3 separate regions of the Mus musculus genome follow, and regions 2 and 3 are each linked to region 1. Evidence: chromatin loops called from intact Hi-C (ENCODE). Cell type or tissue: left cerebral cortex. All regions are shown on one strand.

What was found. Peaks named below come from ENCODE experiments on the same cell type or tissue, not always from the same donor. Only the 100,000 strongest peaks of a DNase experiment are listed, where the experiment ranks them.
Region 2: a loop joins it to region 1, with 1.9 times the contacts of the local background. A loop is called at or near these places in 2 of 42 quality-filtered maps.
Region 3: a loop joins it to region 1, with 6 times the contacts of the local background. A loop is called at or near these places in 3 of 42 quality-filtered maps.

What each region holds. Positions count from the first base shown.
Region 1 is chr15:82,349,441-82,357,440 of GRCm38, forward strand. It overlaps Ndufa6 (NADH:ubiquinone oxidoreductase subunit A6), which reads right to left and starts at 4,851. Exons shown (of 3, transcript NM_025987.3): 1 at 4,641-4,851; 2 at 1,539-1,654; 3 at 699-931. The coding sequence starts at 4,788. The coding sequence ends at 800. In left cerebral cortex, a CTCF peak has its summit at 4,995 (motif pointing right); DNase peaks (open chromatin) are centred at 2,278, 3,901, 4,248 and 4,922; H3K4me3 peaks cover 2,314 bases; H3K27ac peaks cover 1,664 bases.
Region 2 is chr15:83,137,889-83,145,888 of GRCm38, forward strand. Poldip3 (polymerase (DNA-directed), delta interacting protein 3) reads right to left here. Exons shown (of 9, transcript NM_178627.4): 2 at 244-634. Among named protein-coding and RNA genes, the nearest start is that of Poldip3, 7.5 kb to the right of the region's middle. In left cerebral cortex, a CTCF peak has its summit at 4,719; a DNase peak (open chromatin) is centred at 5,145; H3K27ac peaks cover 1,047 bases.
Region 3 is chr15:82,262,034-82,270,033 of GRCm38, forward strand. Septin3 (septin 3) reads left to right here and starts at 6,769. Exons shown (of 12, transcript NM_001368785.1): 1 at 6,769-7,034. It overlaps Gm52180 (a long non-coding RNA gene), which reads right to left. Exons shown (of 3, transcript XR_003951511.1): 3 at 3,506-3,683. In left cerebral cortex, CTCF peaks have their summits at 3,556 (motif pointing right) and 4,516 (motif pointing right); DNase peaks (open chromatin) are centred at 4,536 and 6,394.

The DNA.
Region 1 (8,000 bases):
CCACTTAGGCCTGGAAGGGTTGCCATGTGCTGAACATGCAAAGCTTTGTTAACTGCTTAGCAGAATATTTGATAACACTTGGGCCCCTGGGGGGGGGGGCGGGGAGGATCCCTGGTGCTGTGGGGTCATTCAGTAATTAAACCCCAATACTGTGAGTGCCTTTCTTCAGCATTCAGGACTGTCCAGGGAAGAAGGTCGAAACAAGAACATCGGTAGTTCAAGGTCATCCCTGGCTACACAGGGAGCAGGCAGGCTATCCTTGGCTACATGAGATCCTGTTTGAACAAGAAAGTGCATTAGTAGTAGGACCAGTGTGTTGTGTTTGCACTGACTAGTGTGCTCTGCAGTGAGGAGGCAGCTAAGCTCATTTGCAGACCAGTGCTCCTAAGCAGAAGGGCTAGCCTCCGGGCAGTCAGTTCTAGTGCTGTCCCCACAGTGCTGCTCTGTTCCCTCTGATGGAAGAGCCTTGCTGCCAAGTCTTGGAAGCTATATACATAAGTACAGAGACAGTAACAAAGTTACCATTTCACATCCACTGTGGGAGAATCGGATAGAGCCTCCCATCCCTTCCTGCTACCCCATGCAAGGTCTGAGTCAGCTGGCAGCAAACAACATAGATCTCCAGGACAGGGGCATCAACATGGTATGTGTGTACAAGAAGGTTCCACACTCAGGCAAGAAGTAAGAGAGACCACAGGAAAGGGGTTCACCAGTGCAATTTTATCACAACCAACCATCAAATAATGAGTTTATTTATACTCTAGTTAAATATTAACATGCACCTTCCCATCAGGTGACCTCATGGGTCATGGCCCATATAGAACTTAGATAAGAAATCCTTTGGCCTTGGTGTTTCTGTTTCATGGAAAAACCGCATAACGTGTGTCCGCTGCTTCCATACTTTGATGGTTTCCTGGAGCTCCATCTTTCCCTGTGTACATGAAGGAAAAGTAGTCAGTTCCAGCCATTAAATGAGGAACACAGCACACAAGTTCAGTTCTGTGTTGTGTTTGGCATGGACTCGCTAATGACCGTACATTAACCATACCCAGAGCCACACTGCCTTCCTGTGGTTGCAGACAGGTGAGACAGCGTGTGTTCCAGGGTGGCATCCCATAGGAGCTAGCAATTCCTACACTTGACACTGTTATAGCTGCAGCATGTCCCTCCTCCCTCCCCCAGACCTCCCCTTCAGGGCCGAGGCAAGAGGATGTGTGGTTCCAGCCCAGGACTCTATCTCAAAAGTGGAGACATCCAAGTGGGGTATGGTGGTACACACTTTTAATCTTGGCACTTGGCAGGCAGAGGCAGGTGGATCTCAGGGCTAGCCTGGTCTACAGAACAAGTCCCAGGACAGCCAGAACTACATACTGAGACCTTGGCTTTAAAAAGAAAAAAGGGGACCTCCAAGTTGAACTTGGAGACACGGCAGCTGCTGAGTCTAGAGCTGGCTTTAATGGAGGTGGTATTCACTTGAAGACTCAGGGGCTCAGGACAAGCCAGCGGCTCTTTTAAGTCTGCCAGAGAGGGCCAGTTACCTTAATGACCAGCAGATCAACCACTCTGGGGTCTGTGACATGGGCATTCTTCATGAACATTTCTCGGACTTTATCCCGTCCTTGTTTCACCGTGATATCCAGCTGCATTAAGTGCACTAAAGAGAAAACTGGACTGTAGAAATCAGACCTTTTAAGCATGGTTTTAGAAGCTTATGTCAGTGGGTGACCACTGGACATGTACAAGTGGCTCAGTTACTTTATTCCGCATAGCCCAACCCTAGCCTGGATACATGCCTTACTAAACTGCCCAACCTGGATCTCAGTGCTCTTGAGTGGGCTTCTGGAGAGGCTGTGTACCTACCTTGCTTTTTGTGTATGGGCGGAGCAGGCTGAGGCAGAATCTAGGGCCTTGCACATGTTAGGCAAGGGCTCCATCACTGAGGAATATTGTTTTTATATGGGATATAAAATATACTACCATATTATTTTTATATGGAATAACCAGCAAGAATAAAGGCACCAGAGTTGAAATCTCTGTAAAATAATGTGTAGGTGTTAAGTACTATATGAATTTGGGAGCTAAGGGGTACTGCCAAGAGTTTGCACAGGGAGGGAAGGCTGTAATCAAACCATCAGACAACCTGGGGAAGGACATGACTCTAAGCCTTAACTGAGAGTGGGACAGTCACCTATGACTGCAAACAAGATACAAGGCTGCCACTGTGGAGCCATGAGTCACACCACCCTGCACCACCACCCCCAGATAAGGGACTGAAACCGAACACAATAAACTTCTCTTCCCTTAAAAAGGGAGGAGGCTGAGAGGTGGCTCAGCATCGCCTTTCCAATCCCCAGCAACCATGTCAGGCAACTCAAAAACCCTGTAACTCCAGCTCCAGGGACCCACCCATGCCTCTGACCTCTGCGGACACTTGGGATTTACCTGCACCCTCCCATACACACACACACACACACACACACACACACACACACACACACACACACACACACACAACTTTAAAAAGTAATAAAATACATTTAAAAAGTCACAGTATTCACCAATCTATTAAGTCAGTGGCTAAACAGTGGCACAAACTCAGGTGACTGAACTTAATGTGCTACATGGGTGTCCTTTGGAGATTAGGTTGTAAACTGGACTTAGTGGTAACAGGACTGTAAACCCAGCCTACAGGCTGGAGGTTTGCCGTGGCTGTGTATGGTGCTATGAATCCACAGCAAGATCTTGTTTCAAAAGAGAAAAGCAGGCTTTAGTCACCCATCCCCTGACACTCAGCCTTCGGCAGATTTGCTGAGGACACCAAGGATACAAAAGGATCACTAGGTGTTAAACATTCTGGCTACAGAGGTCAGTATATTCATTTAGTGAAGATACCTTGTGCACTGGCCATTCTTGTGACATGTCCACTCTGATCTATAAAACTGCAATCAGCCAACCATGGTGGCAGATGCCTTTAATCCCAGAATTGAGGCAAAACCTTAACAAAAACAAAAACAGTGCTGGGCATGGTGGCGCACGCCTTTAATCTCAGCACTCGGGAGGCAGAGGCAGGCGGATTTCTGAGTTCGAGGCTAGCCTGGTCTACAAAGTGAGTTCCAGGACAGCCAGGGCTATACAGAAAAACCCTGTCTCAAAAAAACAAAAAACAACAAACCAAACCAAAACACAACACCCAAAAACAAAACCAAGCCCGGTGTGGTAGCACAGAGGCAGATGGCTCTTTGAGTTCAAGGCCTGCCTGGTTTACGTAGCAAGTTCCAGGCCAGCCAAGGCTACAATGTGAGACGCTGTCTCAGAAAAACAAAACAACAAAAAGTCACAAAAACACAGACAAAATCATGCTGTGTCTAAATCAGGTTTGAATCTTTTGTTATACTCCAATTCAGTGATTGCAGAAATGGTGAACACTAGGCTAGGTTCTGAGAGAGCTGTCACCAAGGTCAGTGCGCACACAGGGATTTCAGGAAAGAACTGTACAATGACAAACTGAGACAAGTTTAAGTTGAGACAGAACCCGTCACTCAGAATCTTAGTATTTGTGAAGCATCAGGCCCAGAGACTGAAGGGTGCAGTATTATAACTACTGTCAGGTAAACTCCAGCCTGAGGTGGGCATGGTTTTTTTGTTTTGTTTTTTCTCCAGTCTGTGTTCTAATAACTAAGAGGAATCTTCTCCCATCAGTGCCTCCCCCGAGTTTTATATCAGTTACTTAAGTAACCTATTTAATACAGTAACTCCCGGAAGAAGACAGTATTATGGCCATTTCACAGATGAGCAAATACCGGTGAAAAATCTTACCCAAGGTCACACAGCTAATAAAGGTCGAAACTGAGGACAGTGTGGCTGCCTCTCAAGCAGTGCTGAGGCGTGCTGTGGAGCTGTTGTTACTCATTGGAAAACGCCTTTCCCCTCAGATCAGCTCAAGTTAAATACATGTCTACTCAACAACAAAAGATGTCCCTGACATATGTAGGACATTTGAACTCTCGCTAACCCCCTTTTAAAATCCACTACAGTGGCAGCATTGAGGGAGACAACCAAGATTGCAGATTCACACTCGCCACTCAGGTGAACAGACTAGATTCTCCCACCTACGGGAAAAGGCGTGTTTTGCAGCAGAAGGGGGTTAGACTTCAAAATTCTGGGGCAAGCTGATCTAGTGAGCAAAGCTGGGGAGCTCTGAGGGGCCATTTCGTCTGGAGGCTTCAAAGGGCAGCAGGCAGCTACTGGGTGACCTTCGTCAAGTCGTTTCCCTCTCGTGATGCAGTTTGTTCTCCAGACTAAGTAACAGATAACTGCTAAAGCCCTTCGCCACTTTAGTTACAAAATCGAATGGGCATCTAGAACCTTCTCTGGAACTGTAAAGCTGGGTTCAAGAAGCACCCGGGGCTAGCTCAGGACCGCGGACGCCCCTCCCAGGGGCTCCATAAGAAATAAGGAACAAAGGCCACCAAAGCAACTGGGGCGCTCGGAAGCCCTGTCCCGGTGTGGGGCACTCTGGCTCGGGTGACCCCCTTCCCCCGAAGCCCAGGGCTCGTTTCTGTCCCACTACGTGACCTCAGCTCGGCCGAGAGACCTTGGGCAGGTGCCTCCGGCGCCCCGAATGCACCCCTGCCTCTCACCGGTGTTCGGCACCTCCCGATACCAAGCGCGGTAGAGCTCGCGCACCCTCCGCTTGGCCTCGTTCAGGTCGCGACTGAAAATGGGCTTCACCGAGGTACTGGCTGCCGCAGCAGCAGCTTGGCGCAGGCCGGTGGCCGCGGCCGCCATCTTGCCGAGGAAGCCCCGCCCCTTCAGCGTGCGCACGCGCGGTGCCACGGGACTCGCTGCCGTGCCTCCTGCAGTGCAGAGGGAAGGACTGACTGGACTAGGGCTCTCTGATTGGCTGGAAGCCTCGGGCTCTGCAATGCGCATGCTCTACCGCGGAAACACCGATCCGGGGTTGGCTCGTTCAACGGCGGCGCTGAGGAACCACCAGGAGGCGCAGCGTCGAGGCTTCAGGCAGCGGTGAGGCGCTCTGTCTGCTCTTACCAAAAGTTTGTTCCTTCAGCCAGGCGCCGTGGTTGGCAGGCTCGGAGGAGAAGACCTCGGGCATAGATAACGGTGCCAGGCGGCAATGGCAGTCTTTCCGCAGCAACAGTGCGTACTGCTGAGCATATTGTGTATGTGCTTCCGGAAAACCGTTTTCTTGTAGACATGGTGTCGATCGCAAAAGCGCCTCTGGCTTGAGCTTTTTGGCGTTTCTCAGCCCCGTTTGTTTACTTACTTCATGCCATTGTTTTGAGTTGTCGTCTCACTGCGCCTGGCCTGGAACTCACTTACGTAGACCAGCCAGGCTGGCCTCAGAGCTTGCAGTGATTTCTCTGCCTCTGCAGGTTTGTGCCCACAGCACTTGCGGTTGCCTTTTTGTAAATAAATGTGTGTGGGTGTTTTGGATGTTTGTATAGGTGTGCGCCACGTGTGCTTTTTGGAGTCCATGGAGGCCAAAAGAAGGCTATGGATTCCTCTGGGACCGACGGTTATGATTTGCTTTGTGGAGCTGGGAATTGAGCCCAGGTCCTTTGGCAGAGCAGTTAGAGTGCTTAAGCACTCACTGAGGCATCTCTCCAGCCCCGCAGTTACATTTGACCTTGCACTCCACATTTCCCCTGCTTCAGTCTCCTTAGTGCTACTTCACCTAGCCTAATCATTTCCATTTTAGACTAGGGATTTTACATCCCAAACCATGGAAGCTATATCTACCTCTGTATCTAATCTATATCTATACTCTATGGTATATATCTATATATATTCGCTGCTATATAAATAAAAGCTGAAGAATTGCTGCCTAACGACATTCTAATATAGTAAGTGCACCATGCTTTTATGGATATTTTTGTGGTGATTTGAACAAACAGTACTTCCAGTCAAAGTACAATGCACACAGATATGCTCAGCACACAGCATTTAAACTCTCATGGAGGAGAGCATGGCAGCAGGCAGGCATGAGTGGCCTTGAAGCAGCAGCTGAGGTCTTACAATAGAGAAAGACTGGGCCGGCCTCTAGTCACTTCTAGTGACACATCTTCAACAAGGGCCACATACTCCAACAAGGCCACACCTCCTAGTCCTTCCCAAAACAGTTCCACTAACTAGGGACCTAGCATTCAAACACATGAACTTATGGGGCCCAAACCACCACATTATTGATTTTTGTTTTTTTCTTTTATTCTCTCCCCTCCTTTTTGAAACCTGGCTAACCTGGGACTTTCTTTATAGACCCATGTTGGATGATTCACAACTACCATAACTAGCTCTAAGGGGCCCAGTAACCTTTTTTCTAGCCTCTATTAAGCACCTGCATAATGTGGTCCCTATACACATACACACATGAACACACACACACACACACACACACACACACGCACATACAGATAAATTATTTAAAAAATTTAGTTTTTCAGACTTGTTTTAAGGTCTAAAATGTAGTCTTTTCTGTCGTGACTAGTATTTCATGTGCATATAAACCAAGACATTCTCTAGTTTTGGCCATCTACAGGTACATAGTCGTGATTCAGCGACCTTTATGAGGTTTGGAGGAGGTAGGAATTGCTGTCATGCGCTATGCCCACTCACTTGATATCACTGAGTACCCTCAGAGGCAGGCTCTGTGTCCTTTCTGTGTCCCAGCATGCTGCTGTACCCCACATGGAAGCTCAACAAACACTGGCTGGGTGAGTGGATGGCACTTGGACGCTGCTAGGCTCCCTTCTTACTTATGATTCAGAGGATAGGCTGCTCGGTGTTAAGCCCTCCCATGTCACTGTGACTTCCATGTCTTCAGGACTTCACATGGCGCTCCCTCATCACCTCGTTACTGCCCCCTTATCCTTGAATGGCGTTGAACTGAACCAAAGGAGTACCAGTGAGGGTGTTACCCCTCGCCGGGCACACTTAGAACCACCTTGAGGCAATTGGCATGACACCCTTCTCAGATATGGAGGGGTTGTCTATCTGAAAGCTCTCTACATCACGATGCCACACCCTCCCTGCAAAAGGAGGGCCTGCGCACCCAACTCCCAGGCAAGGCTGGTATTGACACTCTTCCCAGGCTGTCTGTAGGCTACGTGGACACTGACACAAAGAAGTCTCTGGATCCCTGACTGTCATCCAGATGGGCGTGCTTGGTAAGTAGGTTTAGAGGTGTTCTTGTTAACCCATACCCAACCCAGTGAGAAGGATCCTTAAGGCCCAGTCCTGCCCTCTGTGTATCCCTTCCTTCTTGGCTCTCCCCTTCTGTGTATCCTTCTTGGTTATCCCCTTCCTCCTCTCCAGAACTGATCTTACTTCCTTTCCCCTCTCCTAGCTTCCTTGCAGGATGAGCTTGATACCGTACTCATTGACACGGAGTCCTGAGTGACTCACAGAACTTAGAGTTGAATACACTGCTAGCAGCACTCTCAGTAAGATGTGGTGGCTCTGCTTTAAAATGCTCACCAGGACTTGAAGCAGCAGATAGGAACAGCAGAATCATGCAATCAGTCATGTTGTTATTGATCTGTCTCAGCCATAAGACCAATTTTCTAGACACTGTTAATGGCTTCTCTAATAGGAGAAGCCCTCATTGGGAAACCAAGGGAGGTGTGCTGCCCCACCTCAGTCAGAGAAGGAAGCATTTCACAACCACTATGTCACTATGAATGTGAATTTTAGGCGGGTAAGGGAACAGAGAAGGACCTAGAGTTTGGGAGTTTGTATATATATTGAGTTTAGGCTAGCCTAGGCTACATATTGAGAGTCTCTCTCTCTCTGTCTGTCTCTGTCTATGTCTCTGTCTCTGTCTCTCTCTCTGTATATATGTCAATCAGACAGACAGACAGATCGTAAGATAGATGACAGGAGGGGCCAGAATGACCTCATACAACACTCACTTTTAGGCCAATCAGGGAAGAAGAACATGAGGGGTGGGAAGAAACCCAGAAGATGAGACATCTACAGCCAGA
Region 2 (8,000 bases), 790 kb after region 1:
GTAGTAACACTACATTTTTCTCTACTTTGGTCTCACTTTGCAAAGTCAGTTCATTCTTTTGGACCTCTTCTTTGAAAGACAACACCCCGTGCTCCACAGACTGTCCGAAATGCCTTTCTGAAGTCGGAATGTGCTGGACCAACATCTGGAACAAACTGCATTTTGCCATTCCCCAAATTTCCCTGCATACTTCTAGCCTTCTCCCCAGGTTTCTGGAGACGCTGGAGGGGAGCCACAACCTACCTGGATAGTTTTGGTGAGCTTCAGAGCTGGGGTTACAGTCCCAATGGGCGGGCTTGTGAACGCAGCAGGGGATCTCCTCTTCAAGCTGATCTTCTCCCGGGCATCAGCCACCTGGCGGGGCTTCTGGGGCACAGTGCCCTGCTGCTTTCGTGAGTTCAGCATCTCCCTGGCATCCTGTACTTTCCCTTTGATCCGAAACCGGGCGTCTTTCTGCAAAAGCTTTTCCCGGGCATCTTTGACACCCAGCTTGAGCCGAGCATCTGAGAGCCCAATCTTCTGTCGGGCGTCAAATCTCTGCTGGAAGGTGGCTGTGCGAGCTGGCTGGTTAACAAGACTATGCTGGATTCCAACTCGAGACCGGACACCTCCAATTCCTGGCCTGACACTGAGCCTGCAAACACATAATCAAACAGGAAATGGATCAGGGGCTTAAGAGCAGCCCATGGAGGAGAGTTGGAGACACTGACCAAAAAGCTTGTCCCGGAATTTCCACAACCCTGCTGGCACCCAAATACACAGAAACATAAATATTTCTTTCTCGCCCCAGGCTTTTAGCTTGGCATCATAAACAAAACCATGGAGAACCCATTACCAGTTCAAACTGTTTGCTCTCTTGGCATTCTTTTAGTCAACATTTTATATACCTGCTTTCTGTGTGGAAGGCAGGCAGACCTGGTAAAGCTGCCCCTTAAAACAAATGGTGCCTCTATGCAGGCAGGTACCTCTTAGCAGGACTAAGGAAGCCGACCTGTAGGTCTCAGCACTCAAATGTCTAACAGAATAAAGATAAAGGATGGATCCGCAGCAGGATGGATTGCAATCAGAGCATTTGGGAGATTGAGGCAAGAAGACTGAGTCAAAGCTGGTCTGAGTGAGACTGCAAGACACAGCTTGATAGATAGATAGATAGATAGATAGGTAGATAGATATCAAAAGCAGAATTCAGCTCAGTGGTTGAGACTGAACATAAGCAGTGAACAGAAGTCCAGCTCCCAGGACTGGCACTATTAGACGGTGGGGCCTGTTGGAGGAAATGTATCCCTTTGGAGGTGGGGTTTGAGACACTCCTCCTAACTGCCTATAAGACAGACTTCTAGCTGCATTCTGATCAAGATGTAGAACTCTCAGCTCCTTCAGTTCCATGCCCGCCTTAATGATAATGGGCTGAATCTCTGAACCTGTAAGTCAGCCCCAATTAAATGTTGTCCTTTATAAGAATTGCCTTAGTCATGGTGTCTCTTCACAGCAAATGAAAACGTGACTAATACAGTGGTCTAAAACCATCTGTAACTTCAATTTCAGGAGATCCAATGCCCTATTCTGACACACATATGTTACACATACATACATACACTACATACATTCATACAAAATACTCATATACATAAAACAAGTTAATCTTTTTTTTTTAAAAAAGCTGTTCAGTAACCAAAAAATGTATAATTTCACTTTTTTTTTTTCCCTTATTTTTGGTTTTTCGAGACAGGGTTTCTTTGTGTAGCCCTGGCTGTTCTGGAACTCACTCTGTAGACCAGGCTGGCCTCGAACTCAGAAATCCACCTGCCTCTACCTCCCAAGTGCTAGGATCAAAGGCATGCGCCACCACTGCCCGGCCAAATGTACAATTTCAGAATCTCCTAAAATTAAAAAGGAAGACTTGAGAGAAGTCTTTGCTGTAAAGAGACACCATTGCTATTTTTCCTGCCCCAAGTTTGGTTCCCAGCACCCACACAAGGTGGCCCACAACCAACTCCCTGCAACTCCAGCCACATAAGCTATGATGTCACTTTCTAGTCTCTTCAGGCACCACATGCAGAGGCATATACACACATGCATACACATAAGTAAAAAAATAAAACCAAAAATGAGCCGGGCGTGGTGGCGCACGCCTTTAATCCCAGCACTCGGGAGGCAGAGGCAGGTGGATTTCTGAGTTCGAGGCCAGCCTGGTCTACAAAGTGAGTTCTAGGACAGCCAGGGCTACACAGAGAAACCCTGTCTTGAAAAACCAAAAAAAAAAAAAAAAAAAAAAAAAAAAAAAAAAAATTAGAAATGAGCTGGGTGGGGGTGGTGAATGTCTTTAATCCCTGCACTTGGGAGGCAGAGGCAAGCAATTTGAAGCCAGCCTGGTCTATACAATGAAAGCCAGAGCTACACAGAGAAACTCCATGTCCAAAAAACAAACAAACAACAACAACAAAAAACAAAACCACAGAGAGAGAGAGAGAGAGAGAGAGAGAGAGAGAGAGAGAGAGAGAGAGAGAGAGAGAGAAGGAAGAGGAGGAGGAGGGGGGGGGAGGGAGGGATGACTGAGTGAAACTCCACTGATCATGCCCCATTCCTGTGGCCTCCAGTGGCTGGAGAGGCCACCCCCAGCCCTGCTGAGTAACACACAGGAGTCTGCAGTTTCTCTTGCCTGGCTTACCTGCCTACTCAACCAGCAGGCCAGGCCTCTTTCCATTGCAGTCAGGACAACCACGTTTAAGGTACTTTCTCAATGTCATCTCCTTTCTCAGAAACCCTCCTTGATTCCCCAAGACAACTGTCCTGTGTGCCTGTTACACCCGCTAACTTCCTTGTTTTCTCTCCCAACCCTGAGCTGGAAGAGGAGAAAGAGATTCATCTCCTTTCCAGACCTAGAACTTCACAAGTAGCACTGGGAGCTGGTTAAGCCTCAGAAACTCTTGTGGTTCATCTTGGATACGGAGCTGTCAGTTCCCCCCCAGCTCCAAGCTCTGGGGACACCTGGGCTGCATTTTTAACTTGCACACCAAACCCAGAAGAGCTATGCTGCACAAACAAGGTTGCCCTACTGTTTCCAATCCACTGCCTGAGCCTCCCAGGAAGCGCCTCACACTGGGCAAGTCACCAGTCACAAGGACCCTCCTCTTACCTGACTCCTCCTCAAGTCGCTGGAGAGAACTGCCCACCTTCTCCTCTGCTAAAGACCGCACCCCAGTAATCCCAGTACCCAACAAGGGGTGTGGGGGCAAGGTGGGAGGATTATAAATTTGATGGGGGAATCTCACAAAACCCCACAAACCACCTGGTGGTAGGGGGAAGAGGTCCACTTCCTTAGTTCATACAAGAACTGGATGGGCTGACAGAAGAATTGGAGTTCCTTACAGAATCAAGCAGAGTAACTTTAAATTGGAAGGTGGTACTTGTCTGGTGTGGCTTTATTTTCTTACCCAAAGACTCAAGGAGATGAGGCTGAGAACACAGTTCAGTGGTAGAGGCTTGTCTAGCGTGCAATGTACCCTGGCTGAATCCCCAGCACAGTAGTGGGAAAAAAGGATTCAAGGAAATGGAGCCACTGGAGAAGCCAGTCAAAAGGAATGAGGCCTGAGGTACGGAGGAGGACAGCACCCATGATTAGGGAGAATAAAACAGCTATGAAGCAGACAACATATACCTCGTTCAATTGGGCTACCCCTGACTTAGGGGCCCATAGCTTGGAAGCCACAGGCAATAGTGGGGTTACTTAAGAGAACCTAACACCACACTGAAGGAGCCCTTACAGGCTTTCTCATAGTCTCTTACATCTGTTGGTGATGTCCATTAAAGATAAAAATAAAAACTGGCTATGGACTCAGACAGAGTTGCTATTCAAGTCGTACTAATAAGCTGAGGGACAGTGACCTCTCCTAAGTCACAGATTACCCAAAGCAGGAAAGGATAAGCCTCCAGGTGCTTCAAGCTGAAGAATGGCCTGCAGCCATCAAACAAGCAACACAGTCCTACTGGAAAGGAAGACACAGGCACAGCCTGTGGGGTCGTCACAAACAAGTGGAAGCTTAGATCTGATCCCGCAGACTGGGAAAAGCAGTGGTCAAAGGGTATTCTAGACAAGCAGTGTGTGGAAAAGCCAACTGTAGCCCAGGGCTTGCAACCACCAGTACAGCTACAATGTACTCATATACATAAAATAAACAAAATTTAAAAAGTTATGTTATCTGCTTCATTAATCACTTAAGCAATGAAACATTTCTGCCAAGAAAGAGGGAGGGGCTAGAGAGACTGGCCAAGAGCATCTGCTGCTCTCCGGAGAGCACCAAGGGTTAAGTTCCTAGCACCCACTTGTGGCAGCTCACAAGTATCTAGAACCCCAGTCCCAGAGGCTCTCATCTCCCCTTCTGATAACCAAAAACAAAGTAAAATTTTTTAGATAGCCTCTTGGTGTAGCCCTGGCTGTCCTGGAACTCACTCTGTAGATCAGGCTGGCCTCGAACTCACAGAGATCAATCCGCCCCTGCCTCCTAGTGCTGGGACTAAAGGTGTGGGGTACTACACTGAGTAGGCAAATCTTTAGAACCAAACAAGCCACCCAACCCTCCATCACAAGCTTATAAATAGGGTTAGTGTAATATTCAGGGAGATTACCCTAATCCTAGGGACTACTGGTGAAGAACGATCTGAATGTCCTTCTGTCTATTTAAGACACCAACAAATAGCATCAGTAACACTTTCAAAGTGAGATGGCTACTGTCCCTAGGGGGAGCAACATCTTCGGGTTCTCGTCTTACTCGGGGACAGGGCACACTCTCCTGCTGATTACGATGAGACTGCACATGAAGAACACTGGGAAAGTGCTCAGCTGGTCACACACTAGTCACCAAGACAACCTGGACTGACATTTGAATCTATAGTAATGCCTTGCTTGGTGACAGGGACATACTGAGAAATACAGGACAGTAATGAAAACAGCTCAGCACGGCCATGTCACATAACCCCAGTGGCCACCTTCATGCATGCTACTGGTCTACTGTACCTAGGGGTGCATTTGTGGAGGAGAGGATCTGGCAGGGATGTGGGCGCTGCTCCTGCTGGGAGTAGCTACTTTGCAATTTGATGCGTTCATTCCCTGGTTACAGGCATTCTTTCAAATCCTTTCACAGCTCTGGGAGTTTCTGTGTTCCAGCTTTCTATAATCACATCTCCTCTTTCTACATGAAAAGACAGCTATTCATCCCAGCAGGCAGCAGCACGGGTTACAAGACAGGACAGGCATTAGTCATCGGAATTCTTCAAATAAACACTCCAGCTAGGGGCAGGCCTCCTCAAACAGTCAATTATGTTACCTGCCCCAGAACTGCTGAAGACTAGCAAAGTCCTTCCCTATGCCGGGGTCGGGGATGGGGGTGTGTGTGGGGGGGTAGGGGGTGGTCTTAGTCTCATCCCATCTCTAAGCCTGCAGCCTCACATCCCATTTTAGGAACTACTGAATTTCCTAAATACATTCTGTTTTTGTTTTTTGGGTTTTGTGTCTGTGGGAAGGTAAGGAAGGGTACCTTTGAGCAGGACTCCTTTTTTCTTTTTTTATGTATACAGTGTTCTGCCTATAAGTATGTTTGCAGGCCAGAAGAGGCCTCTGATCTCATTATAGAGGGTTAAGTGGTTGCTGGGAATTGAACTCAGGACCTCTGAGAGAGCAGACAGTGGTAATGGCTGAGCCATCTCTCTCTTGCCCTGAGCAGGACTCTTACTGCACCACCTAGGTCAAGATTAGCAGTGCAACTCTGCAACAGCTTTCAAGCGCCCCCAGCTACTCCTTAAGCTCCTGGGAAGGGACACTGTAGACCAAATGAAAGGCTGATGTCTAATGGACCCTTCCCACTCCTGTTCTCCAAGTAGAGCCTGGCATACACTGAGGGTGTGTAAGGAATAGGAATGCCCTGCCTGCCGGGAGTGGTGGCGCACACCTTTAATCCCAGCATTGGGAGGCAGAGGCAGGCGGATTTTTGAGTTCGAGGCTAGCCTGGTCTACAAAGTGAGTTCCAGGACAGCCAGGGCTGTACAGAGAAACCCTGCCTCAAAAAACCAAAAAAAAAAAAAAAAAAAAAAAAAAAAAAAAAAAGAATGCCTTGCCTTTCTGGTTCTGTGGAAGACAGATGTGGGACACAAAGGAGGCTCATCAGGGTAGCCCTGAGTTATATTTAAATACACCATAGGGAGCATGTGAGATAATGTATGTGTGTGGCCACGTACATACCACCACACAAACACAGAGCTCAGAGGACAACTTTCACAAGTTTAGGATAGAACTCAGGTTGTCAGGCTTGGTGAAAGACTCTTTAACCTGCTGATCTATCCTACTGGCCCTGAGGTCACTTGGGGGCGGGGGTTGTTGTTTTTGAAGACTTATCTTTTACTTTATGGGCTTGCCTGACTGTTATGTCTGGGTACCAAGCGCCCAGGGAAGCCAAGAGAGGATATCAGATCCCAGGGACTGGACTGACAGTCGCACACTGCCATGTGAGCACTGGGAAGCCAACCCAGGCCCACTGGAGAGCCGCAGCCAGTGCTCTCTTCTTTCTTTCTTTTTTTTCCCCTAGACAGGGTTTCTCTGTGTAGCCCTGGCTGTCCTGGAACTCACTCTGTAGACCAGGCTGGCCTCGAATTCAGAAATCCCCCTGCCTCTGTTTTCCGAGTGTTGGGATTAAAGGTGTGCGCCACCACTGGCAGGTAGGTGCCAGTCTCTTAACCGCTGACCAGCACTGAGATAATATTTATACAGAGAAAACAAAACAGTTTAATACAAATTAGTAATACAGACAAGACAGTAGGACGCATTCCTTTACTGAAGACTTTTCTTCCCCTTGCTTTTTGTGTTTGCAGCCACATTTCCTTCAGCCCAAATCAACAAGGAGTAACACTGGGGCCAGGGTTAGATGGTCTGAACCTAAATTCACTTTCCTCCACCCACTTCGGCTCCAAAGACTCCTCAAAATATAGCTGATCAACGCTAGCACACTCTAACTAGACCAGCAGTGATCCCAAGAACTAGACAGGCGGTGTTCTGTACGCGTGGAAGGTGAGGCAGAGCTAAACCAAGGCCGTCTGACTACAGAGCCTCCTTACCTAGCCGTTCCCCACGCAGTCCCCACTTCTCCCCCTGTAAGGAAAGCTCCACGACACCCCCCCCCCATTTTCTCTCAACACTTACTACAAGGTACATCCTTTGTTTTCTGAGGCAGGGTCTATGCAGCTCCTGGTGGCCAACAGGCCTCCTACCTCAGCCTCCCCAGGGCTGAGGTCACAGGCCTGCTCTACCTACCACCCTCAGTTCTAACATGGCACACTTTTAAGGTGCCAGGCAGTGGTAGTGCACGCCTTTAATCCCAGCACTCGGGAGGCAGAGGCAGGCAGATTTCTGAGCTTGAGGCCAGCCTGGTCTACAGAGTGAGTTCCAGGACAGCCAGGGCTACACAGAGAAACCCTGTCTTGGGGGGTGGGGGGAGTTATGGGTATGATCTAGAACGAAGGGTTGGTTTCTAGATGGTTCTAGTTTAGGTTGGCATTGAGGGATTGGGGGTGGGGGCTGGGTTGTCTGTGTAGCTCTAGCTGTCCTGGAACTTTCTATGTAGACCAAGCAGGTCTTGAACTCAGAGAGATCCAACTACTTCTGTCTCCAAGTGCTGAGACTAATGGCGGGTGCCACCATGCCTGGCCTGATGGTGCTGTTAAGAGGTGACTGAATCATGAAGGATTAACCCCACCGACTGGCTGCTCCACTGATGAGTTCACAGCTAAACGGGCTATTAGGGGCGAGGCCTACAAGTAGGAAGTAGGGCACCTCCTTTGTAAGGCTGTATGCTCTCCTTTCACTTCTCCACTCAGTTACCTCAAACCATGAGCTCAAGTACTGTCATAGCAACGTCACAGCTAACAAGCAGGGCCTCTCCTGCACAAGCAGTTCTCTGAACAAAATGCTAAGAACACCATTGCAAGAACACTATGTGGCAGGAGAACGTGTG
Region 3 (8,000 bases), 87 kb before region 1:
GACAATGTGCCCTGGACTTGAGTTGTCTCAGAACAGGGTAGCTTTCTCAGAATGTCTGGAGGGGAAGACAGATTCCAGAAAGAACACTAAAACTCACCCCTAGTCACCCTGCCTTATCAGACAGGTCCTTTGGGAGTAGACTGGGCTTGATCAGATGAGCCCCAATGTGGCCTGCAGGCAAGGTTGGTTTATTCAAAACAGTGTTTTGAAGAAAAAAAAGATGCAGTTGGTTGCTAGCATTCACAAGTCAGGAGGTTTCACACTAGGACCTCATTTCTGACGCCTTTAAAAATAGAATTCAAGGCACTCTGGGTCTGAAGTGTGAAATTCCTGGCTCTGAACATGACAATGTGTCTGACTGGGATCCGATCAGAGTCTCTGAGGTAGTCAGGCTCTCAGAACAGCTGCTGCCTCTGCCCAGTGTCCACCACCAAGTGTTCCATAGCCAGGAGGGTTTGGGGATTCATCGAGCCTTCTGAGCTCAGATCTGGACCTCCTGCCGATCTCACCGTGGGCCTTGTTTCATAAATGAATTTTCCATATCTGATCTTTCCAGAAAGAACCCACGCCAGTTTCAAGTAGATCCCTCTCGTGTATCCTCTCATCCATCGCGTCAGGAGACGCGAGCGGTCCTCAGCTCACTGTGGTGCAAAATGTCAGTTATGGTTGTTCAAGGAACAGTACATGGCCTGGGCTGGGTAGCTCTGTTGCTTAGAATGCTCACCTTGTGTGCACAACACTTTGTATACAATTATTATGCTATACACTGGCTATAATGGCTTATTCCTGTAATTCCAGCATTTGAGACGCAGAGGCAGGAGAATCTTGAAATACTTATTCCTGCGGTAATACTATTATTACTGTCCCCGGGTTTCCTGCCAGCCAGAGGGAAAACAGAAGCAACAAGGAAGTACCACTACCACCATCATCATCAATCATCATCACCATCATCACCATCATCTTCATCATCCTCATCATCACCATCCCCACCACCACCACCACCATAATCATCATCACCACCATCATCACCACCATCACCACCATCATCACCACCACCACCATCATCATCAATCATCATCACCATCATCACCATCCTCTCCTCTCCTCTCCTCTCCTCTCCTCTCCTCTCCTCTCCTCTCCTCTCCTCTCCTCTCCTCTCCTCTCCCCTCCCCTCCCCTCCCCTCCCCTCCCCTCCCCTCCCCTCCCCTCCCCTCCCCTCCCCTCCCCCCTCCCCCCCTCTCGTTTCTCTGTGTAGCTCTGGCTGTCCTGGGACTCTCTTTGTAGAGCAGGCTGGCCTTGAACTCAGAACTCAGGGATTAAAGGTGTGCACCTCCACCGCCTGGCTTGACATCTGTCTATTTGCGCATCATGTCTGCTCAGCTTCACTGGTGGTCGCAAATGTTAAGGAAGTCATGGGGGAAGAAAATATTATATAACCATGAAGTGTTGTTTAGCTACAGAGGCAGAACCTACTCTGACCCCACACAAATCCCAGCTAGAACATGTAAAGAACCCACGTTGCCCCTGACTGCAAAGAGCTAAAACAAAAACAAAAACAAGGGCTGGAGAGATGGCTCAGCAGGTAAGAGCACCAACTGCTCTTCCGAAGGTCCTGAGTTCAAATCCCAGCAACCACATGGTGGCTCACAACCATCTGTAATGAGATCTGACTCCCTTTTCTGGAGTGTCTGGAGATAGCTACAGTGTATATAATAAATAATTAAAACAAACAAACAAACAAACAACAACAACAACAACAAAAACAGGGTAAATGGAAAGATAGCAGCGGTCAAAGGTGAGGGGAACTGAAAACATGACTGAAGAAGCCCCGAGTCCCCACAGGGGGCTGTCAAGGAAGGCTTCCCCAAGGAAGTGACCAGGATGATGGGTTTGGAAGGTTGCATAAGAGTTTTCCGTGTAAGGGAAGAGGAATATGCCAGGAAAAGCTGTGATGTCCCTAGGGTACCTACTGAGAACTGGGTTGTGTCACGAGGCCAGAGCATGGAATACAGTTGTGACTGGTAGCGGGGGATTGGAGCGTGGCTTTTCCTTCCTTCCTTCCTTCCTTCCTTCCTTCCTTCCTTCCTTCCTTCCTTCCTTCCTCCTCCTTCCCTCCCTTCTTTCCTTCCTTCCATCTTTTCTTCTGCCCCTCCACCCCCTCAACCCCCCTTTGTGGGTGTTGTTCTTTTTCCAAGACAGGGTTTCTCTGTGTATCTCTGACTGTTCTGGAACTCCGTCTGTAGACCAGGCTGGCCTTGAACTCAAGAGATTTAGCTGCCTCTGCCTCCCAAGGGTTAGGATTAGCCTGTGCCACTCACCTGGCTGGAAGGCAGCTTTTCGAGGCAGTTTAGACCTAGGAGAAAACCCGATGAGCTTGTAGTTACCACTTCCTTCTGACCCCATCGGCAACTTATTCCTGCCCTGGTTTGTGTGTGATTTTTTGACGTGCCATGGAGAAGTGTCTCAGCATGGCGGCCAGTAGCCTGGTTTTGGCAGGGAACCCTGGAAACCGAGATTGCAGGGGATTTTTTTTTCAGCTGCTTTAGGAGATTTTGTGGAGTCCCAGGGGCTGGCAGGGCTTGCCAGAGTGGGTGTGTCTGTGCTCAGCCCAGAGCCAGAGGACAGGGAATTAGCGTGTGCAGGGTCCTGAGTGGGAACGGCTGCAGTGTTCGAATTCCAGCTGAGAGGGCAGGACAGGCTTCTCTCTGTTCCTCCCCCGCTGTTCTCCTGCCCGAGCTCCAAGGCTAATAGAGGCCAAAAGAGTAGCTTAGAGGGAAGTGTGGAGGCTTTCAGCGCCCTTGAAAAGTGGCCACCAGGAGTACCTCATGGGTGTGGTGACGCACACCTTTGATCCCAGCACTCAGGAGGCAGAGGCAAGTGGATTTTCTGAATCAGAGGAATTGAGTTCCAGGACAGCCAGGGCTACTTAGAGAAACCCTGTCTCAAAAACCACAACAAAGAAACAAGAGAACAATGGCTGGGAAAATACTCCATAGGTGAAATGCTTGCAGCATAAGCATGAGCTGGCTTCCCAACACCCACATAAAAGTCAAGTGTACCTGTACCCTCGGTAGGACGGAGGCAGAGACGGGAGGGTCCCTGGAGTTCATTGCGCAGGCACCCTAGCTAAATCAATGCGTTCCATGTTTATTAAGAGATTCTCTCAGAAAACAAGAGGGAGAGTGAGGAAGACACCAAGCATTGACTTCTGACCTCTGTATGCAGGCAGATATCCATGCATGCACAACATACACATATGTGCACGTACATGAGCAGGTACACATGGTGGTCACAATCTGGGTTAACAATCTTTCCGGGGGACTTAGGTAGGCAGACCTTCTCCCTCTCGCCCACCCGGAGTTAAAGTATGGAGATCTGAGAGCCTAGCCCATGCTTTGGACTCTGTGTGACTCTGGCAAGACCCTCTCTGGTTTTGTGGCTTTGAGTAGCTTCCCACAGGTTTTTGGCAATCGAAAGAAACCATGGGGGTAAATAGACAAGCAAATAGATTAAAAAAAAAAAAGATTTATTTTATGTATATGAGTACACCATTGCTCTCTCCAGACACACCAGAAGAGGGCATCAGATCTCATTACAGATGGTTGTGAGCCACCATGTGGTTGCCAGGAGTTGACCTCTGGAAGAGCAGTCGGTGATCTTAACCGCTGAGCCATCTCTCCAGCCTGAAAATAGAAATTTTAAGGCTGCAACTGTGTGTGTGCAAACGTGTGTGTGTATGCTTGTGTGTGTGCATATATGTGTTTGTGCATGTGTGTGTGTTTGTAGATCTGTATGTTTATGGCTGAATTCAGCATCCTCTACATGTTAGGCACACCATCCACCACCAAGCTGCCTACCTCCAGAGTCATCGGTTTTCATAGCTCCCATAGAGTGAGGGCAGTGTACAGTAACAGCGCTGGGCGAGACTTGAGGCTCCCCGAGGTCACTCTCAGCCTGAAATGTGTCCATACCACTGCTTACCAAACAGTCCTGGCTCCTCAGCTCTCAGTGTGCCATAGAAGTTTACCTTCCTGCCTTCTAGTAATGGGCGGCTCATCCAGCTTGTTCTGGCCAATGAGTTCTAATTAAATCAAAGCCATTAGTGGCTGGCAAGGGGATTCATTAATCTGCAGTTTGTCACAACCCCTGGCAATAATGACCTGGAGGGCCCTAGAGCAAAGGTGACGTGGGACATAGTTGGTTCATGGTGTTGTGGACAGGAGCCATGAATGAGAAACTAGTTCTTAGTGTCACGGCCTCTAGGGTTTTGGAAGTTTGTCACCCATGCTATCTAAGCCTACCCCTATTATAGAACAATGTGGGGCCCAGAAAGACAAAGAGATGTTCCAATTCACGTGGCTGCAGAACACACAAGTTTGAGAGGTATCATAGCACGCACTCTTTGTCAGGGGGGCCACCGTAAAGATTGGAGTGAAGGTGTCTGTTTTTGGAGGACCCTTGAAAGCGTCTCAGTGTTTGGTGGGAAAATGCACAGGTGCACAGTACCATTTCTGGCCACTAGAGGGCAGCTGGACCCAAGTTTGTAATTGAGGTGGGGCTGCGGCAACCAACTCTGCTAAGCCCCACGTTTGGAAACTGTGGGTGGCCACCAGAAAATAAATGTGGGAGTGGAGAAAACTGGGCAACAGCAAAAGCTTTCTTTTTCTTTTCTTTTCTTTCTTGATAGTGTTTCTGTGTATAGCCCTGGCTGTCCTGGAACTCACTTTGTAGACCAGGCTGGCCTCGAACTCAGAAATCCGGCTGTCTCTGCCTCCCGAGCGCTGGGATTAAAGGCGTGCGCCACCACCGCCCAGCAGCAAAAGGTTTCTGAATGCACAACAACCCTGAATCATCGAACTCAAAATGAATCTGGGCTGTTTCTGCCAACTCTTGTGTGTTAGTATTGAACGTTCGATGTGCACACTTTGACCGACGCATGCCATACACTGCCGAGGAATACCACCTAAAAGCTCACAGACGCTATGGTACATTGTAAATTGCAATGTCTTTGCTGCTAATGTAGAAACATGATGGAAAACGAAGTCAGCATTTTCCTCCAGTTGCTCCTTATTGGCTAAGTAGAAACTTAGCTCAGTCCATGGCTGTGCATAAACCAGGTGTGGCAGAGCCCGCCCGTAATCGCAGCCACCATCACTGGAGGCCCGAGGACACCAGTTCAAGGTCATTTTTGGAAGTTTAGGGCCAACTTGGTATATGTAAGACCCCATCTAAAACAAAAACATCTGCTTCAGCTGCTGTCTGGAGTTTCAGAAGAAGACTAAGGGAGATCTGACTTGGGAGTAGGGTAACACATTTCTAACAATTTCTGAATACAGGCCATTTGCTATTATTTTAATTTATGCAAAATGGCAGTCTGAGCATTGCCAATGATACAATCAAAATATCCATCAGTTCTAGGAAAAAACCCACTGAAACAGCTAAGATTTAGTTTCATAAAAACAAACGAACATCTCTACCTCATTAATATGCAAATTTGCCTTTGTCTTTAACAAATGGTAAACTTTTACGTGTACCAAAGAATTATTTTAAAATAAATTTCTTTTTTTCAAATTAATGTTATCTATTTGGTGTTATTCTGTTTTGTTGTTTCTGTGGCTCTGGGGACTGAACTCAGAGTTTTATGCACGTCAGCCGGGAGCTCTGTCACTATACCAATCCCCAGGCAAAATGGATCAATTCCTTTGAATTATTCTCAGTAAGTACTCGATGTATAGGACTGTATTCTATACCTATATACATGACGCTGAGTACAAATGTCTCGGCTACAGCGGCTGCAGATAGAAAAAATGACAAGAGGTTTGCTCAGAGATGGTCAGTCAACCCTGGAGGGAAAGGAGGCAGACCAGCAGGCGAAAGACAGAGATGGATGGGACGCGGGTCTTGCTCTGAAAGGAGGGAGGCGGGGTGGATTCTAGATCTTCAGGCTGGAAGAAATCACTTCAGGGCATCTAATCTCTAACTGAGAAGACAGCTGAGAACTAGGAGGGTTTTGTTATTGTTGTTAGGTTTGGTTTTTTTGTTTGCTTGTTTTTTTCCGGGACAGGATTTCTGTGTAAAGCCCTGGCTGTTCTGGAACTTACTGATACCGGCCTCTACCTCCTAGTGCTGGGATTAAAAGTGTGTGCCACCACCTCCTGGCCTATTGGACAGGAGTCTTATAATGAGTGGTCAGGCAAGGAGAACCCAGGGCCCCTGACTTCAGCCCCACCCAGCTGCTTGATCTCCAGGAGGTAATAAGGCAGTGTAGGCCCTACAGAGCCGGCTCCCCAGGGTGTCCAGGCTGATTTTGCCACCTCTTTCTTTTCTCAGGGCCTCAAAACATGTAGGGAGGGGAAAGAACTCAGACAGCGCCCCTCCCCCTCCACTGTGATTGCTTGCAGGTTGCCTGGTAACCAGGGCATAGCCAGCTATGGCAACCTAAGGCTCAGAGGGATGAGAATGGGATGAGAAGAGAAGAGGATCCTGGGCCCACACGTTCATCATTCAGTCACTGTGAGAAACATGCTGAGTGATTCTTGTTAGGCCCTGGGACCCAGAGAAGGATAAGATCTGCGTCTTTCAGGACTTTGCTGTCCAATATGGTAGATGGACATTCAAATGAAATAAAATTGAAAAAAAAAATCCAGGTCCTTGGTCATCATAGAATAGTGGTAAGTGCTCGGGAGCCGCCTGTGGCTGGTGGCTATTTTATTGGACAGTGGACACATAGAACATTTCCATTATCACAGAAAGTTCTATTGGCCGGCCAGAAGCTCACTCGCCAAGGCGAGCAGCTCACAGGAAAGCAGGCCAGAGCCCCCAGTGTTGTGGGGTATGGCAGAAAGGAAGTGGCAAGATGATGGGTCGAGGACATGCCAAGAGAACGTTGGGCTTGGCTCCTGGCTCAGAGTGAGTGTTTAGGGCACGTCTGTGGCCTGCACTCTGTGGCTGAGATGCTGTGCCCATCTGCTTACGGGCCTGGCTTTGGCAGAAGACTCTGAGTTTCTCCAGCCTGGCTCAGTCCCTGGCACAGAGTAAGTACCCAGCCAATGGCGTCTCTTCCCACCACGGTCCTTCTCATACTATCATGTGACAGAGCAGCCTGGTGCTGGGGAACCCAGGAAAAGGTTCTTAGCCCAGTGGCCACAGGCTGCTGAGGATCTGCCTCACCAGAGACAGCTGGGGTAGGTCTGTGGATTTCTTTGAGGTCTGGCCCGGGGCTGGCTAGCTTCATACCCCGAGTCTTACTTAGCAGAGGATCTGTCTGAAGCAGGATGGGTCTCAGAGAATGGATTTGAAGGGTACAGTTGTATACACAGAAATCCCAACATGAAGCACAACCGCAGGAGCATGGACACAGATGGCCCTGGGGTCAGCAAAGTCTTAGGTGGTTGCAGAGGGAAAGTGGGAGGGCATGAGACAAACAGGGACATCACCGTTGGAGTAGCTCAGTTCTCTCTTACTGGTGACACTTCTCAAGGGTCCAGTCTTGGAGACAAGGACACATGGGTTATGTGCCATCCCCTCCCTAGGTGGCTCTGCGCGTATAGGGCAGCTCAGCTGGCTGACGCCCATAGCTCTGTAGGATTCCAGAGACTCAGAGCAGCCATTCACTGCCACCCACTCTCAAGAGGCCAGAGCCTCCCTGCCCGGAGCCCAGTCCAGCGAGAGGGACAGGTCAGGGGAGAACTGGGCCCTCAGCTAGTGGACTATGATCAGGAGGCTTAGTGAAAGCTCAAGAGAGGACCCAGAGAAGAGAGGTCTCTGAGCCCGGCCACATGGCTAGCCTCTGGGTGCAGAGGAGTGGGTGGGGTCTGCAAGAGGTCAGCTTCCTTGACTGAAAACCACCGGCTTCTTTTCTGTCTTCTGATCCAGGTAGGTGTGCCTGCCTGTTTGTGTGTGTGTGTGTGTGTGTGTGTGTGTGTGGGTATGTGGGGAGGGTAGAACCAAGGTGTTCACAGGACACGGGGCTCACTGAGGAGGCAAGGATCTAGTGACAC